Linked DNA regions of Homo sapiens: region 2 is linked to region 1. A link is a contact called in ENCODE Hi-C or POLR2A ChIA-PET data. All regions are on one chromosome and are shown on one strand. Each heading gives the region's core, a stretch centred on a gene start or an enhancer-like site at or near the end of the contact. The rest is flanking DNA. Distances are from core to core; before and after follow the strand shown.

Region 1 (6,482 bases), core at 1,954-4,453:
CCTCAGTCCAAAATACAACATGCTTAAATAAAGCCTGCAAAATTGTCTAAAAACTAAGTTAAAAAGCATTCAATAGCACCCAAGCAAAACACTTTATTATGGGCAGCCAAGCAATGTCAGTCAAACTGTAAATACTATTATGTTACCAAAAGCAAAAGTCTGATGTTAAAAAAAAAAAAAAAAAAGCCCCTGGAATATTCGTAACATGTTAGCCAGATGTTTGTGTTTTGAGAACTTTGTGCACTATTACTATGCTCTTCACTTAAGGATAGTTGTACATCTACAAACGTTTTAAGTACAGAAATTTTTTTATAAACATTAGCATAACTGTACACAAAATTTCCTCTTTGCCATGAAAAGATAGGTCCTGGGATTTGAAAATGTATTTTTCAGACATTTTTAATGACCCCCTAAAATAAACTAGTTTTAAGCCCACAACACCGATTCCATAAACAAGTAAAGACAGAAGAAGAGAATAAGAAGGAACTTACCAAAATTAAAATGAATAATAGTATTTCCAGTAAAAATGTAGTAACAGTTTCCAACAATGCTGTAAACCAAATAAATTGTGAAACTTAAAAAAGGAAGGAGGGGGCCAGTCTTCAAAGACCAAAAGCAAAGCTGACCTATTTATTTCTATTGCTTAGAGTGAACACCAGATGTAAACAAATATCATAAACACTGAAAAGTACGCTTACATGGTTTAGCCTCAATTTCAGTACCCTTACCAGGCCCTCAATAAAGCTACAGATGTTGGTGAGAACTCGCTCAAAAAGGAGATAATTCCAGCCCCTCGCCTTAAAGAATCCCTATCAAGTGAACCTGTGAAAAGACTTCCTTCCCAGAGTGCACAACTGCTTTAAAAAAAAAAAACTTTCATCAGCCCAAATTAATCTGATTCTAATATTCAACTATCCATTATTTATATATAAATGTTCTTCCCTCTCTAACTTTCCCAGCTCGAGCATCTACATTCCTGACACCGACTATTAGCAAAAATGCACAACTCCTTCCCCAGCTATGGGGCAAATCTTTGAAATCTGAAACACAGCCACAAAGTTCACTGTCAAGGCCAGGTGATGAGGCCCACACATGCCCGGACCTTCACTCAGATTTGAAATTCTAGAAATCCAGACTCCCAGAGACATCATTTTAAAAACAACACAATGTGGACGTGCAGAGTGAGATCCTCTACTTCCAGACCTAAACAAAGAATATTTCAACATATGACCGGAATATGATGACACCAGATTCACCAATGAAAACAAAACCTGCCGACCATTAGCAGTCGTACCCTCATCACAACAACTCAACTACTTAGAAATCACTCTCGGCACATCTGCACCCGACAACCGGCCTGTGGCCTTCTCCGGGGGTGCAAGCCACAGACAAAGTTGAAAGAAGGCGTTCTCCTCCGGTGCCCAATCTCGATACCAACCCCTCCCCTACCAGGGCCACCTTGCTGCTACCCACCATCGCGAACGTGGTCAGGGGAAAAAAAAAAAAAAGAAATCCTAACAGCACCGCTCAGCAGAATAAAGAGACCAAAGAGAGGATGACGAGAAGTGTTGGGAACTGCGTGCACGACGGGGCTGGACCAAACGGAAAGAGTCCCACTCCGCGCGCCCCTCCCCCCGGCGGGGGCGCGGGCGGGGGAGGGGCGGCCGCGGCCCCTCTCGGAGCGGCCTGTCCGCCCCGGCCCGCTCGGGGTCCCGGGGGCGCCCCGCGGCCGCCGGCGGCGGGGGCGAATGCGGGAGGGCCGGCCCCGGGGTGAGGGGTGCAGGCAGACTCTCCGGAATAACAAGTTGCAGAAGAAGAAGAATAAGCGGAATTTCCCCAACGCTGCTCCGGCCACCCAAGACAAATGCACCAACACACTCACACTCACACACACACAAACACACACACTGGGGCCCGGCAGCGTCAGCAGCCGCAGCTTTTTTTTTTTTAAACCAGATCCCTCAGTCAACAAACAAGATGGTTTTCCAAAAAAAAATTTTTTTTAATTAAATAAATAATCATAATAAAAACTTCCCCCCGACAGCATCCCGGGGTGGGGTGGGGGGGATGGAGGAGCCCCAGCTACCTCCCCGGCCGAGGGACAGCCGAGGGGGGGCGGGCGAGGCTCCGTGCCCCCCGCCCCCGCCCGCAGCCCCCGGCCGGCCCCCCGCCGGGACAATGTGACGCCCCCTCCCCGCCGCCCCCGGCACGCCGCCTCTGTCACCGGCTCCGGCCCTGCACTCTGCGCCCAGGCTTCCGAGGCTGCTCATAAACTTACTTCCAATTTATCCTGGGGAGGGGTGGAGGGCAGAGGGGAGGGGGGGGAGCCAAGGTTTTCCCATTGTCTTTTTTTTCGGGGGGGAGGTATGGGAAGGGCACGCAGGGGGGCGCCCCGAAGGGGAAGTTATTGCTCAAATCTCAAGTTGACTGAGGGGTCCTGACGAGAACACCCCCCTTTCCCTCCTCCCTCCCACACACCCCTCCCCTCCCCCTACCTCCCCCCACAACAAACTCCAAGCAGGCAGCCCCTGATCCTCCCAGAGACAAACACCAGCGACAAGACAGAGGGAGAGAGGAGAGAGGCAGAGGGGGAAGGGGGAGGGAGGGGAAATAGAGCTACTCCAGAAAAAAAGAGAGAGAGGAGAGTGAGAAGAAGAGAGAATGGAAAAGCTGGGATACTGCACCCTCCTGCTGCTGGCTGGCTGTCCCCCCTGGCAGCTGGAGGCAGGAACTCTGAGCAGGAGAAGCAGGAGGAGGAGGAGGAGGGAACTCTTCTTCATGGGGAGGGAGGGAAGAAGCTGGAGCTGCTGCTGCTGCTTCTGCTGCTGCTCTGGGCCTCTCGCACTTTTTAGATATTAGTGTGTTAAGATGGTAGGTTGTTCCCTTCTCCCTCCTCCTCCTCCTCCTCTCCTCTCCTCTCTCTCTCACTCACTCTCTCTCTCTCTCTCTCTCTGGGCTGTTTCTTTCCTCCTCTTCCCCAGGCAAGGGGGGGTGGGGAGGAGGGGGTTGGGGGGAGGAACTGGATCCTCCTCCTCCTCCAGGAGGGACACACACAGGCCCCGGGCCGGAATCGGGAGGGGGGAATCAGAGCAGCAGGAGAGAAACTGTAGGAGACAAACAAGCCCAACTCTTCATCCTCCTCCTCCTCTCAGCAGCAGCAGCGAGCACCACCAGCCCATTCACCACCCGGCCCCGGGCCGCAGCACCTCCGCCGCCTCAGCCCGGGGATCCCTCCGCCCAGGCCCAGACACACTCGCCCGCGCGGGAGCCCGCCGCGCGGCCCCGCCGGCCCGCCGCCGCCGCCGCCGTGCGCGCCCCCGCCGCTCCCGAGAGCCGGGCGAGAGGGACTGGGGCTGGGAAAGCGGGGACGAGGGCGAGGGGAGAGGAGGCGCCGGGGGAGAGCGGGCCGCGGCGGGGAGGGAGGGGGCCGCCGGGCGGAGTGGTACGGCGGCCGGCCCGGGCCCCCGCGCCTCGGCCCGCGGCTCCCGGGACGCTCGGGTCCCCCCACCGGGGGCGGTGGGGCGTCGGCGGGGGGGGCGACGGGGGCCCGCGGCGGCGCTCGGGCGGGCGGACTACTTGACGTGTCGGTGCGGCGAATTTATTTCACTTTGCCTAAGGAACGGGGTGTGCTGCGGCACCCATTGCCTAGGGAAAAAACCCGGATGTAAAGTGAGTGAAACTAAACTAGAGTGAAGTAGGGCAGCGGCAGCCAAACTCCAGTGCAGCGGCGGCGGCGGCGGCGGTGATGGGGCCGAGCACCGAGCGGCGGCGAAGGCAGCCAAACTCCGGGGCCCGTGCAGCGCCGCAGCTCGGCTCCCGTGCAGCCGCAGCCGAGGCGAGGCCGGAGCCCGCGGCGGCCCCCCCAACTCCGCGGCCCGAGCCCAACTCCCCCCTCCCGCCGGCGGGAGCTGCAAAGGGGCTCCAGAGCGGCCCCAACTCCCTCCAGTGCAACAGCAGTTTGAAGGGGGGGGGGGAAAGCCGTGAGGGGCAGGAGCGAGGAGAAGTGATGGGGAAGCACTGCAATGGGGGAGCGTGGTCCAGGCAACAGGAGAAAGATGCAACCTCAAGTCGAATGCAACATGCAATCCCCGGCCGCCGCTCGCCCGCTCCCTCCCCTCGCCACCCCGCCCCCTTTCCAAATAACTACCCTTGAACCACTTTATTAGCAGTACTTAGTCCAGCACTCGCTCCCGGGAGGGGCGGGGGACGGGGGCCTTCGCTCACCTTTATTTATTGCTGCTTTCTCCCCCCTCTCCATGTTTTTTATTCCTAAGTTCTTTTGTTCTAAGGGGGATGATGGCATTTACTTTTCTGCTTTGTGTAGCAGGGCAATCACTGGGAATCGGCCACGTATAATCCGGCGGTTTGTCATATTTTATTAGTGAAAGTATTTTATGCCTATTCTACCTCCAAGGACTGTAACATGGAGAATTGCAGGGAGGAGAAAAACATCAGAAGAATTCTTGTTTTGAGAGATTTCTTGGCGGGGCGGGGGAGGGCCTTTTTTTTTTTTTTTGGAGGGGGTTTATTTAGATTTTCGAATCGATAGTTTTCAACTTGAAGCTTAACGTTTTTGTATGGATGTATTACCGGATTCTAAACCCCCAACCACAATAAATTTTTTAAAAGTAAAAAATCTTAGATTAAAAAAAACCCCTACTGGACAGTGATATTATCTGATCTGTGCAGCACTCTGGACTTAACATAGTGTTGGCCTTCGAATGTTAAATAACAATAAACCCCAACCTCAACTGAATACAAATGGGGGGGTGGGGGGTTTTGTTTTTAAAGCTCAGCACTTTTGTAGCAACTGCCACTACGCATTTTCCAGGCATTGATTAGCCATGCAACTCCCATAGGCATGAAATCCAGTTTTTGCAGATAAAGAGCAACAGTGGTGAGATGATTTGCCCAAAGTCAAAGTGAGTCATTCGCAGAACCAGAAATAGCCTTGGACTTTACTAGTCACATCTTTTCCATTAAATAATATTTCTATTACCTTGTTATGTATTTTCACAAGAGGTGCTTTGAGATCATTGGATATGAAGGTATTTTTTTACTTTCGTGACCTGCAAAATTAAGTTTAGTTTCTCAAGAAAAAGCAATTTTTAAAAATTCTGATTTCTTAAAAAATAAAATATGGACTTTATGGTACATGTGTAGGCCATTTAGTAGTCTGAGCTTTATGTTAAAAAAAATTCACAGCAGCGAAAGTGTAAGAGTTTGAGAGTGAAAATGAAAATTCCTATAAATGATTCAAGAAGCCTAGATGAACTCATAATGTTGTGAAACTAAACCCATAACGCAGTCAAGATGAATAACGGGAGGACAGGTTGGGTAGTAAGACCCAGCTTTACCATCTAGAGCTAACTGTAATGTATTTAAAATGAGGGAGGGGGTCTTTCAAGCTGGACCCACTGGCCAGTCACTGGAACTATAACCTAATGGTGTGATTTCAAATCATCCCAGGCTATCAACCTTTTTTCATAGGAAGACTGCTTTGGTGTTCTTTCTGGAAAAAGAAGGTAAAATTTTTTTTGGAATTTCATAGAAAAAAATCCAGAACCTCTAATTGTATCATGCTATAGAACTGGGGTTAGCAAACTTTTTCTGTAAAAGCCCAGATAGTAAATATCGTAGATTTTGCATCCCATACAGTCCCTGTCACAACTTCTCCACTCTATGCTGTTATAACCCAAAAGCATCTATACGACAACATGTAAATGAATGAATCTGGCTATGTTCTAATACAATTTGTATTTATAGGCCTTGACATTTGGATTTAATGTACTTTTCACATGTCTTGAAATATTCTTTTGATTTTTTTCAGTCATTAAGAAAAATTTTTTAAAAAGCACCACATTCCCAGTTTGGGGACTTCACAAAACCAGGCAGTGAGCTGGATGGGGCCCACGGGCTGTCATTTACCAATCCTTGCTATAAAAAAAGACTTAAGGTGGACTAACCACTGAACTTGTACCAAAGGGTGCTTGGTTATTAAGATGTGTGGTAGCAACCAAAAATCAATGTTATGCAAAGTCATTGTCTAGATATTTAATTAAAATATTTTTAGCTGAATATAAGAGTGTCTAACACTCCTGTAACTACCAAACTTAATGGAAAAAAAATACTCTGGAAGTATTGCTCCTTCAACTAAGGCACTTTGGGGCAGGCTGCTTAATCTCTGTTAACAGCCTCAGTTTTCCTATCTTGTAAATTGCAGCTTAGAATACCTACTTCCAGCCCCGGGCAAGGTGTTGCATGCCTGTAATCCCAGCACTTCGGGAGACCGAGGCTGGCGGATCCCTTGAGCTCAGGTGTTCAAGACCAGCCTGGTCAACATGGTGAAACCCTATCTCTACAAAATGTGCAAAAATTAGCTGGGCATGGTGCCACGCACCTGTAGTCCCTGCTACTCTGGAGACTGATGTGGGAGGATCACTTGAGCCCAAGGGGTTGAGGCTGCAGTAAGCTGAGATTGC
Region 2 (7,280 bases), core at 2,414-4,913, 440 kb after region 1:
CAGGAGGCTGAGGCAGGAGAATCACTTAAACCTGGGACACAGAGGTTGCAGTGAGCCGAGATCACGCCACTGCACTCCAGCCTGGGGGAGAGAGTGAGACTCCATCTCAAAAAAAAAAAAAAAAAGAAAGAAAGAAAATGGTAATAAGAACACACAATATTTAATTTCTAAAAATAAAAAGTTTAGGCCACAAAGCCCTGTAAACAGTCAGACAAATTAAATTTAAAACAAATTCTTCTAGGCAAAATGAGACCGTCCACTGTAGAGGTCTCCAAACCATTTCATATAAAAGATCTTACCACTGTCACCTTTTTAAAAACAAAAAATAAAACCAGCCAGGCACAGTGGCTCACACCTGTAATCCCTGCCCTGGGAGGTTGAGGTGGGAGGATTGTTTGAGTCCAGGAATTCAAGATCAGCCTGGTCAACATAGTGAGACCCCTGTCTCTACAAAAATTGTTTAAAATTAGCTAGGCATGGTGGCATGTGCCTGTGGTTCCAGCTACTCGGAAGGCTGAGGTGGGAGGATAGCCTGAGCCCAGGAGGTCGAGGCTGCAGTGAGCCCTGATCATGCCACCACACTCCAGCCTGGGTGACAGAGCAAGGCCCTGACTCAAAAAACAAACAAACATAGCCCGGCATGGTGATGCATGCCTGTACTAACAGCTACTGGAGAGGCCGAGGCAAGAGAATCACTTGAACCCAGGAGGTGGGGGTTGCAGTAAGCCCAGCTTGTGCCACTACACTCCAGCCTGGGCGACTGAGCAAGACTCAGAGAGGACCTGCATGATAAGATACCATGTGGAGAGAGAGAAGCCACGTGGAAGACTATCAAGATACCAAGCAAATGAGTGAAACCTTCTTAGACCTTCTAACCTAGCCCAACCACCAGCTGAAAGCAGACGCACAAAGCACAACTGATGTTACACAGGGGAGAAGGACCATCCAGACAAGTCCTGCCCAAATTCCTAACCTGAGTAATTATGAGACAAAATAAATCTTTATTGTTTTAAGCCACCAATTTTGTGGTGGTTTTTGTACATCAATAGATAACTAAAACACTACTAACCTAATATCACCGGGCGCAGTCGCTCACACCTGTAATCCCAGCACTTTGGGAGGCCGAGGCAGGCAGATCACGAGGTCAGGAGTGCGAGACCAGCCTGATCAAAACAGTGAAACCCCAGCTCTACTAAAAATACCAAAATTAGCTGGGCATGGTGGCACATGCCTGTAATCCCAGCTACTCAGGAGGCTGAGGTAGGAGAATCGCTTGAACCCGGGAGGTGGAGGTTGCAATGAGCTGAGATCCCACTACTGCAATCCAGCCTGGGCGACACAGCCAGACTCCCTCTCAAAAAAAAAAAAAAAAAAAAAAAAAACCACTACCTACCTAGTATCTACTAATATCTAGCTGACAAATATCAAGAATTTTCTACAGAAAACCCACTATCTGCTCAATACTCTAACAAGAAGTTTTTCTGAAAATATGGAAATTAATAAATTTAGGTAACCAAAGATATCTCAAAATAAATTTATTTTATCACACTGGTGATCCTTTCTTAGGACTCGTTCTTCCTAAGTAGATTATAAACTCTGTGAGGGCAAAAAACATGTCTGTCATAGTCCCAGTACCTAGCACAATGTCTAGCGTAGAAGAGCATGAGTATGTGTATTTACTTATATTCAGAGTTGTGAAAAGATCCCAAATGAACCCAAAACTATCATAAACAGCAACATCTAGAGTTTTAAAAAGTGTGGTGGTTATGAGTTCAAAGTCATAAATTCAATTTCTACAAGTCAAATACCTTAAAAAGAAAAACCTAAGCCGGGTGCAGTGGCTCACTCCTGTAATCCAGCACTTTGGGAGGCTGAGTCGGGTGGATCACCTGAGGTCAGGAGTTCGAGACCAGCCTGGCCAACATGGTGAAACCCCGTCTCTACTAAAAATGCAAAAATTAGATGGGCGTGGTGGCACGCCCCTGTAATCCCAGCTACTCGGGAGACTGAGGTGGGAGAATTGCTTGAACTCGGGAGGCAGAGGTTGCAGTGAGCCGAGATCACGCCACTGTACTCCGCCTGGATGACAGAGTGAGACCCTGTCTCAAAAAAAAAAAGAAAGAAAAGAAAAGTAAAGACAAGGCTTTGCACCATTACCAACCTAATTTCAGCCAGTCATTTCATTACGCACATGTCATTGATCACGAGAGGGCCAGGCAAGAGAGTAAGCAAAGGACTAATCCATCACTACCTCAACTATAAGTAGGGAAGAAGAAAGAAAAATAACCTCAAAAATGGCAGTAAAATTTTTTTAATCCTCCTATTTGAAACACAGAATATTAAGAACAAAGTACAGAGACAGTGGATATTCTGATAGCAGAGATGAGAATATGGGATATTACACCTTTCGAGCTTGAGAATACTAAATACAAAACCTTCATCCTAATTTACTCCCTAAGAAAGCTGATCCTGCAATCTGGGGATATAGGAGTATCAGTCAAGTTTATAACAAGAATCAGTGATTTAATAAATAAAGATAAGACTAAGAGGTAAGAAGCTTTAATAACTGATTTTTATCGCTGGCTTGTTATATAATCTTGGACAAATCATATCCTCGCTGAATTTCAAGTTTTCCTCCAATATGTAAACTGAAAGTAATAATACCTTCCTTCTATCTTAAAGGAATAAAATCCTTGGAGAATCTTAGGGGAAATGGGTTATAAAATTTCAAGACAAGATTATTACTTTTCAAAGTAAAACTCAAGATAGAACAATAACCAGAGTATGTGATAAACAGAAGTTCACACAAAGAAGTCTCGCACCTACAGTTCTAAGAGAAAGATTGCAAAGGAAACTACAGTGATTATAAAAAGCCACAGATTACATTATCTCTAATTAACCACCTGACAAATTGAAAACAAATAATTCAACAGAACTAAGATCAATCAATTAAAATTATACACAGTCCCTTTCTTTATAAGAAGCCAAAATCCCAGAAATAAACTGTCAACAGACAGAACCTGCACCTCTACTGCACACAGGCAGCAGCATTAGTTTTTTATATATAAACTCAAAATAAGACCGACCTCTGTATAGGATATATCACAAATGGGCTAACAATTTTACAAAATGTTTTGAAGATACAAAACTGAGTAAATTCTAATTACTGTAACTATAATAAGGGGGGAGAAGTGAAGCACCAGCTTTCCTGCTACAGATTTTGCTTACTAGAGCTTTCTAAAGTAACTCACAATGATGCTGCCTAATGTCTGAAACACGGGAAAGCTTGTGCTCAAAACAAAGTGTGATCAAAACCGGAAATAGAAAGCAATAAGACCCAAATTTGAGACTGACAATTTTCCTTACTCCCACTTACCTCAGAAGGATGAAGAAAAAAGAAACGGAAGTTTTATCTGCAAATTATTCTGGAGAAAACAGTGTGCTGAGAACACAAGAACTCCTAAAAACGGAAGGAAGAACAAGGAGGAAAGCACTAAACCAAGAAGAAACTGAAGCTCAATTTTTTGGTTTCAAGCTATCAAAAGAATCAAGAAGACCAAGAAGGCTACTCTTAAATGTACAGAAATGGCAAAAGATTTCCTATTAGCAAGCAACAAAAAAAGAGTAGCTTCTGATGGAAGAAATTTCAGAGGCAAAACAGCTTAACCCCAGAAACGGAAACTGAAACCAGCTGCCTCAAACAGACCTAATGACTTTGGCAACAATATACCTTTCATCCACCAACAATATCAGGAGGCTGGAGTAGGGCCGATTTCAAATCATAAAGGATCACATCTTTCTATTCTCTGCATAGTCTTTGAGAAAGAATCCAACTCCTTCCTGGGAGCACCACATTGCCCCCAATTCTTCCTGGAAACCCCTGGAGCTACAGCAAGAATATTGTTGGGCCAGGCGCAGTAGCTCACACCTGTAATCCCAGCACTTTAAGAGGCCAAGGCAGGTGGATCACCTGAGGTCAGGAGTTCGAGACTAGCCTGGCCAACACGGTGAAACCCTGTCTCTACTAAAAATACAAAAATTAGCTGGGCGTGGTGTCACGCGCCTGTAATCCCAGCTACTCGGAAGGCTGAGGCAGGAGAATCGCTTGAACCTAGGAGGTGGAAGTTGCAGTGAGCCGAGATCATGCCATTGCACTCCAGCCTAGGTAACAAAGTGAGACTCCATCTCAAAAAAAAAAGGAAAGAATATTGTCAGAAAAAAAAAAAAGCTTTGAGAACATTAACCCAGGAATCTTCACAAGTCCTAGGACAGATGTGATTACTCATCAGACAAATAAGAAAAACAAAACCTGGAAGAGGTTAAGAAATTCATCTAGATTCACAGATGAGTCTGGAGCCAAAGCAGGATTTGAATTCAGGCTTTTCCTTCAGATAGTACCAGAGCTACACTCCCAGTCCTTGCTTGGCTTAGTAGATACTGTGTTCAGTGTTTTCCAATCTTATAGTCAGCCCAGGTCAGGTTCTTGGCTGACTAAAATAGGGAAAGAAAAAATTTCCCTCGAGGCTTCAAGAAAAGAAGTCAAATTATTAAACACAGAGTTCTTATGCTAAAAGGCCGACATGCCACCCTACCATGCCAATCACATTTCTTAGCCAATCAAAAGAAGGCATTAGATTTAAGAACCTAGTTATTTAAATCTGAGTAGAAGCTGGATTCCATTTCCCCAACTTTCCAAATAAAGAACACTTAAAGATGGGGAAGGATGTAAAAGCACTGATAAATAACCAACAAGCATTGATTAAGCAGGTATTATGTTGGCACTGTTCTAGGCACTGAGGATACTATAGTAAAGAAGAACATTCTTGCCCCCCAAAAGCTTATGTGATTTTTATATAATTAAATATTAACAATACTTTCAAGTACTGAAAAAGGCTAGAAAGAAAATATGGCAGGTGAAAGAAAACAACACACCCTTTTACCTGGGGTGGCCAGAGAAAGCCTCTCTGAGATGACATTTGAGTTAAGACTGGCATCTTGAAATAGAAACCTTGAGAAAAGAGGCAGGTGAAAAAAATATTTCAAGGAGGATGAGGAGTACCAAGTACTAAGGTCCCTAACAGGTAAGCTTAGCGCATGTGAAGGCCGGAAATAAGGCCAACATGGCTGGAGCACCACTAACAAGGAAGAGAATAAAGACAGGTTGGTACTAGCAGACCATGATAAAATTTGGATTTTATTAAGTGTAATGGGTTACTATTAGAGGATTTTAGCTAAGGAAATGACAAGATGATGGGAATTTGGGCCAGGGTTATAGCAATATAAGAGATGAATAGTCATACTCAGAATATATTTTGGAGAAACAGCTAAGGGAATTACAGATGCATTGTATTTGAGGTGTGAGAGAGAAATGAAGAGTGATTCCTAAGTTTTGGGCCTAAGTCCCAAGTGGATAGTGGAGACACTTATTGAGAAGGGTTCTACTATATGTGTTATGTTTGCGGGTGGGGGAGCAGATTAAAGGGATAAATCAATAGTTTAGGATCACTTTCTATTTTTCTATGAATATGAGCCTGAGAAAATATGAATTCAAGAGAAACTTAAATTTTTCCTATAAATTAATAGTATAATAAATATAATGCAACATTGGTTCTTTTTTTTTTTTTTGAGAAGGAGTTTCACTCTTGTTGCCCACGCTGGAGTGCAATGGCATGATCTCGACTCACTGCAATCTCCGCCTCCCAGGTTCAAGCGATTCTTCTACCTCAGCCTCCTGAGTAGCTGGGATTACAGGCACATGCCACCACACCTAATTTTTTATATTTTTAGTGGAAACAGGGTTTCACCATGTTAGCCAAGCTGGTCTCAAACTCCTGACCTCAGGTGATCTGCCTGCCTTGCCATCCCAATGTGCTGAAACTACCGTGCCTGGCCTGCTTCCTATTCTTAAATAATTATACATAACATTTGAGAGTCAAGCAAGGTAGATCACACCTGTAACCCAGCTAACTCAGGAGGCTAATGGAGGAGAACTGCTTGAGGCCAGGAGTTCAAGACCAGCCTGCAACATAGAGAACATAGACCTCATCTCTTTTTTTTGTTTGTTTTTGTCAACCAGGCTGAAGTGTAGTGGCAGGATCTCAACTGAACTGCAGACTTGACTTCCCAGGAGTAAGTGATCTTCCCATCTCGGCCTCCCCAGAAGCTGGGACTACAGGTGTATATAACTACGCCCCAGTAATTTTCTTTATTTTTTGTAGAGACAAGGTTTCACTATGTGCCCAGGCTGTTCTCAAACTCCTGGGCTCAAGGAATCCTCCCACCTCAGCCTCCCAAAGTGCTGGGATTACAGGCATGAGCCACACGGCACCCTGATGAGAAACCTCATTTCTTTAAAAGAAACCATCAGCCAGGTGCAGTGGCTCATGCCTGTAATTCCAGAACTTTAGGAAACAGAGGCGGCCAGATCACTTGAAGTCAGGAGTTTGAGACCAGCCTGGCCAATGTAGTGAAACCCCGTCTCTACTAAAAATATGAAAATTAGCTGGGTATAGTGGTGCACACCTGTAATCCCAGCAACTCGGGAGGCCGAGACAGGAGAATTCACTTGAACCTAGGAGACGGTAGTTGCAGTGAGCCAAGATCACACCACTGTACTCCAGGCTAGTCTGGCAACAAAGCGAGACTGTCTCAAAAAAAAAAAAAAAAAAAAGGCCAGGCGTGGTGGCTCACATCTGTAATCTCAGCACTTTGGGAGGCTGGGGTGTGTGGATCACCTGAAGTCAGGAGTTTGAGACCAGCCTGACCAACATGGAGAAACCCCGTCTCTACTAAAAATACAAAATTAGCCAGGCATGGTGGCGCATGCCTGTAATCCCAACTACTTGGGAGGCTGAGGCAGGAGAATCGCTTCAACCCAGGAGGCAGAGGTTGCAGTGAGCCGAGATGGCGCCATTGCACTCCACTCTGGGCAACAAGAGCAAAACTCCGTCTCAAAAAAAAAAAAAAAAAAAACGTAAGAGCAATCTTAAAGCCTTCTTAAGTACATGGCAGAAAAATCCCAGTATTAAAAAAAAAAAAAAGAGAAATCCCAGTATGTATCCAATTACATATGAACTGATAAAGACAAGTGATAGAATATAACACATATATATACACTTAAAGCAACATATTATCTAATATTCATTGAACATTTGCTACACACTTGGTAGTGCTAAACACTTTATCTCACTTTTTCCTCACAATGATACTATGAAGATGGGTACTGTTATTCCCATTTCACAGATCAGAAAACCAGGCATAAAGAGGCTAAATGATTTACC

Evidence for each region. A loop is a pair of places that touch in the nucleus more often than their neighbours do. ChIA-PET counts read pairs that join two places held with the same protein, here RNA polymerase II (POLR2A). Pooled maps may share reads with other maps.
Region 2: a loop to region 1 is called in a pooled map, with 4 times the contacts of the local background. The contact joins the enhancer-like site here to the promoter of PHF21A in region 1. A Hi-C loop is called at or near these places in 1 of 37 single-sample maps with no recorded cell type and 3 of 50 pooled maps. POLR2A ChIA-PET finds 5 or more read pairs at or near these places in 2 of 52 experiments (activated CD4-positive, alpha-beta T cell and activated T-cell).

The regions. Positions count from the first base shown.
Region 1 is chr11:46,118,251-46,124,732 of GRCh38, forward strand. PHF21A (PHD finger protein 21A) reads right to left here and starts at 3,204. Exons shown (of 19, transcript NM_001352027.3): 1 at 2,685-3,204. It overlaps LOC105376661 (a long non-coding RNA gene), which reads left to right and starts at 3,895. Exons shown (of 3, transcript XR_931252.4): 1 at 3,895-6,482. RefSeq lists silencers at 1,263-1,420, 1,604-1,663, 1,734-1,813, 3,227-3,286, 3,727-4,036.
Region 2 is chr11:46,557,193-46,564,472 of GRCh38, forward strand. The region is part of intron 1 of AMBRA1 (autophagy and beclin 1 regulator 1); the gene reads right to left. Among named protein-coding and RNA genes, the nearest start is that of AMBRA1, 33 kb to the right of the region's middle. Within about 2 kb of position 3,664, at least 12 of the 41 ENCODE cell types and tissues checked have a DNase peak (open chromatin) inside an H3K27ac peak, as active enhancers do.